Regions from separate parts of the Mus musculus genome. Here region 2 is linked to region 1. The links are chromatin loops, found by intact Hi-C in ENCODE. Cell type or tissue: heart. All regions are shown on one strand.

Region 1 (2,500 bases):
CACGGGCTAGTGTTTATTTCTCACCCCAGGCGTTGATAATATAGAGCTGTGAGATTTTAGAAGTTAGCTGGTACATACATATACATTATGGCAACAAATTCTGGGAGTTGTTAGCATGTAGCATTTGAGGGGATCTAAGTAATTCAGGAAATATGCAGGTATACTTACCTAATGGGTCAAGAAGAGGAGGAGTTTGGGATCCTTTAGTCTACCATTCAAGCTGACACCAAGCCTAAGTTCCTAAATGTCTGTCATGCTTAACCCTAGATAAACATACGCTATATAAACAAACAGCTATGAGATGGCACTGAAACGCATGCTTCACATATGCACATGAATTTTGTATCGCCAAGTCTCAGCCAATCTGTGAAATATTCCCACAAGAAATGGAGTACATTCAAGTGGTCAGGCTGGCCCTGCTCAGGTTCTAAGAATAATTTACAGACATCTAGAGCCATAATTTAAATAGCAGCATAGTTCCTTTCTGGGCTACTGCTATGTGGGCTTCCAGCCACAGTCTCAAATAGGTTTTAGTCCTGGGGAAAAAGCAGAGCCTGTTCTCTTTGTGTGCTGTGGCGGCCTGGCAAAAAGGTGAATCTATCGACTCCCGTTACAGAATGTCAGTGTCTGCTTGACATTTTCATTACTAATAGTCATTTTTCAAAGTAAATTCACACTTCAGTTGCTTCTTAGTGGTCATAAATGGTTGTCAGACCTTGCCCAGGGTTCATCTAGATATCCCTTTGAGATATTCTTATTAGCAAGTGGACAGATTTCCTCCACTTGCTATAATCTATAACCTGCCTGAGCCAAATTTAAAAAAAAAAAAAAAGAGGAGCTTCCATGACAATTTCCTCTGGGGTTGTTCCTAGGGATCTTTCACATGATTTTAGCTGATTAATGTGAAAACAAGGACTTAAGGTGATAAAATTGAATTTGGAAGTCAATGTAAAATAACTGAGCACTTATTTGAATAATAGTTTGCGGAACATCACTAGCAGAGAAAGATTTCAGATGCCCTATAGCTTAAGTAGAGCGAGCTAGAGACAGCAGAAGAAGAACTCAAAAAGATGCCCTAGTAGCCAGATTTTATTTCATGTCAGGTGACTCGGAAAGCCCTTGGTAGGAGGTACTGAACAGTGGGAGGAAGTGGTCTGATTTAGCTTTGATTAAGACCAACAGAAGGTGAAACAAAAGAGAAGTGTTAGAGCTGATTGAAGAGATGACAGTGTTTGGACCAGGGTGGTAGAGTTGAGCGGGGTGGGCATGGCCTTACTGCCAGTGGATTCTAAAGGCTAAACCATGAAGATTAGGTGCCTTGTGGGAAGTGATAAATTAAGTGTGCATGAAGGAAAGTTGGCAAGGTGGATGCAAAGGTTGTGACCATAAGAAACTTCAAGTAAGCATCTGGCATACTCAATGTCCTTTAGCTAAACATGTTTTCTAGTATGCTTTTCTACATCAGTGATTCTGGAGGTTGGGGACCCTGCAGACTGACAGCCTTTTTAGCTCCAGTCAGTTTGAAGGCTGTTTCTACAGCATACTTCCACCAAAGTCACCTGTCACGGGGCACCCAGGAGCACGCAGAGACATGGAGGATACTCACATGAAGAAGTGAGTCATTCCAAAGCAAAGGAAGAAAGAGTCTGCATATAGATGGTGCCAGTCATGAGTGAGCTTCTAGTGTAAGCATGTGCAGCCTCTGGCAGGTCCTTCGCTTGGGTCTCTACTGACCTCTGAGTCCCAGGAAGGAAAAGATAATGAGCATCGGAAAGAGAGTGGTTTCCGTTAAAATCACTCAGAGGACATTGTGGGAAAGGAATGAAGGAGGGTTGTGGAAATGCTGTTTTCTGGTTATGATATTGCCAGTGCAATCTTAAAAAAAATCGCAAAAGCTACCTGCACTGGACCTGCCCAAGACTGGTCCTGCCAATGATCGTTCACAGACAGGGAAGAAACTTCCTCATGGTACAGGACTCATCCCTGCTGGAATGTTGGCTACACAACCGTTCTTGGAGACAGGAGTCCTTGTCTCGTGTTGTGGCAGCATCGGGTGAGACCACTGAACTTTTAAGGATAGCTACAAGCCCGTGGTCACCCAGACCACCTCGGTTAAACTCAATGAGTAACAAAACAGTAAAGACATGAGTGAGGAGAAAGGATTTGTAGGAAAGTGGAGTGTTGAAGGGGTAGGAGGCAAGAGTATTTGCCATGCATTTTTATGTACATGAAAATGTAAAAAAAGAAAATTAAAGATTTATTTTTATTATTTTAAAATTACATGTAGATGTGTGTTTGTATGTACATATGGACACCTAAATACAGGTGTCCATGGGGCCAGGGTCTCAGATTCCTATGGAGTGGGAGTCACTTGTGGTTATGTTTGTGAGCTACCGATGTGGGTGCTAGGAACCAAACAGGTCCACTGGGTGATCTTCCCAGCCGCAAATCAATATATTTAATGAATAATTTAAGTAACTTTGCGGGTCCTCCACCCTGA
Region 2 (2,500 bases), 53 kb before region 1:
GTGCTATACTGAGTGACATTTGGGCAAGGGGACCATTGAGCCTTTTTTTTTTTTTTTTTTTACTGGACAAGATGAAGTGTCACACCCTCAGTAAAGAATCATCCCTGTGGCTTCTGATTTCTAGAAAAATCCAGGCTGCCACTATGGAGTGATACCAAAATGTGTCACTTACTTTCTATGTAAATCTAGATCTGTATTCCCCAGAAAGTCTGTTTGCTTTTGTGGGTGCTGTGGGTGTGAGCTTTGCAATGAATGATAGCCTCAAATGAGTCTAGCTGTCTAGTTAAGGGATACTTGGCATTGTGTTGTTGGCATATCTGTTTATGTTGAGATTATTTCTAACTGTGAAATCTTACTAACTTGCCTTCTGACTAATTGCCTGCTTGTTACTAATCCTCAGCATTTAAAGAGTCAAAAGGAATGATGAATGACGGTAAGTATTAAGTTTGCATGTGATTGTGCCCTGGTTGATGCATGGACAGATGAGTTTTAGAGCTCACCCATGGTTGTGCACTGGTTGACACACATGGATGTTTACAAAGGAAGCAGAGAGCTTTCTTGAAATTACAACTTTTTTTAAAGAAAATGACAGGGACATTGTCAATCATGAATGTCCCAGTTTCTTGGTGTTTCCATCTTAGATCTAGCTTGGTGTTGTGTTCTTTTTTTTTTTTTTTTTTTTTTTTTTTTACCTGTGACAGTGTCATTTTTTCTGTAGGTAGATAAAGAACATAGCTCGTAGGGTCTCATGGATGGGAACCTCCTGGTTCCTCAGCGGCTATGTTTGGTGCACATATTTCAGGCCATGCACCTGTTGACTGAGTGTTTAAAACTCCTTGCATAAGGAGTGTAGATATCCTGGCATATGTTTGTCTCACCTTGATGGAGTTGTATACTTGTGGAGAGATTTTGTTGCATTTCACACTGGGGGTGATATATCTACTTTTCCATGCAGAAACTTAGTCCCAACCATGTGGGAAAGGATTAGAGAGAAAAAGACTTCTCTACACACCCCAGCTTTCCCCTCTTTTCTGAACTCCAGATCAACAGCAAACACATGTTTCCTGAATATGACCTATGCATGTGCTTGTTAATACTTCCCAAAGAAGTCCGTAATAGTCTATGATTCTCCAGCCCCATTGGCATTTAGTAATTCCATTTGTAATTACATTCTATTTTCAAAAAACGTCTTCATGCCGTCAGTACTTGCAACCCATCCTTTTCTCACGGAGGCTTTGCTTTATATTTTACTGCTGTAAAGCCTGTGACCTGCCTGTTCACCTCCCTAACAAAGAGTTGCAGGTAACCGAGGAGGCCTTCTTCCCTAGAGCACAATTAACTTCTGCATAAGATTAAAAACACTTCGATCATGTGTTGGCTGAGCTAAATTTAACGCAGGCTCTGGCTTGACGGGAAGTCCAGAATGGTCCCATGGTTACAGGCTTTTGTCGTAGCTTTGAAATGTGTGTTTTGCTACACAAGCTGCTGCTACCTAAAAATATTGTTGTAGTGGGAACAAGTGTACACCGTGCCAGGGTTCCTGGCGTGGCTTTACCGTGTTTACCCTCTGTGTTTTGTTTCTCAGCTATTGTGGTCTTTCTTCTACCTACCACAGTGTCAGGTTTCTGTGAGTGGATTATAAATAAATAAGTAAACTTTTCTCCATTTGCAGAAAACCAGTGGGAAAACTTTCACTGCCTCTTTGTTAATTATCTTTAAAATGTGACTTTTTTTTTAAGTCACTGTTTCAAGAGATGTCATAAAGAACTGTTTGTTACTTTGGTTTTTTTAGTTCTTTGTGTAGCACATGAGGTGGTCTGTGAGGACCTTGAAAAGGCCCTGAATTTTGTCCATGTTTAGCTGATCACAGTTTGTTTTTTGTTTGTTTGTTTGTTTTGTTTTGTTTTGTTTTTTGTTTTTGTTTTTTGTTTTTTGAGACAGGGTTTCTCTGTGTAACTCTGGCTGTCCTGGAACTCACTCTGTAGACCAGGCTGGCCTCGAACTCAGAAATCCGCCTGCCTCTGCCTCCCGAGTGCTGGGATTAAAGGCGTGCGCCACCACGCCGGGCGACACAGTTTGGTTTTTAAATGCTTGTTACGGGCTGTGTCTTCTGATGTCCACCCTGGACTCACGGCGTACAGATCACCCTGAACAAAGTTCAGGGCACCTTCCCAAGAACTTCCTCTTTACCTATGCCGGATCACAAGTCTGTTTCACTTATATTAACCGAATGCTGTAAACCTAAAGTGAACATGGTAGAATATTATTCTTGGATCAATAACTTCTGCTTTGAAAAATCAACATCTCATGCCTTGTATTGAGCTTACCCAGCAAACCAAGGTTATCAGTCTGTGTTGATTTTATTTTCCCATGCCATTGGCATTTTACTTACCAAACTGAAAAGGCTAATGATTTGCCTGATTTCTGTCTGTGACCTTTACAGATACATTTTCATTATTTTTGATAGAATATCTCAAACAGTTTCAAGCTTTAGCAACAA

The links. Hi-C counts contacts between places; a loop is a spot of excess contacts. Peaks named below come from ENCODE experiments on the same cell type or tissue, not always from the same donor. Only the 100,000 strongest peaks of a DNase experiment are listed, where the experiment ranks them.
Region 2: it touches region 1 in a loop (1.9-fold over the local background); 3 of 42 quality-filtered maps call a loop at or near these places.

The regions. Positions count from the first base shown.
Region 1 is chr16:49,961,308-49,963,807 of GRCm38, forward strand. It overlaps Gm5486. Among named protein-coding and RNA genes, the nearest start is that of Gm19723, 6.7 kb to the left of the region's middle. In heart, no CTCF peak of the experiment used is centred here; no DNase peak of the experiment used is centred here.
Region 2 is chr16:49,908,303-49,910,802 of GRCm38, forward strand. The region is part of intron 8 of Cd47 (CD47 antigen (Rh-related antigen, integrin-associated signal transducer)); the gene reads left to right. Among named protein-coding and RNA genes, the nearest start is that of Gm19723, 46 kb to the right of the region's middle. In heart, no CTCF peak of the experiment used is centred here; a DNase peak (open chromatin) is centred at 1,439; H3K27ac peaks cover 268 bases.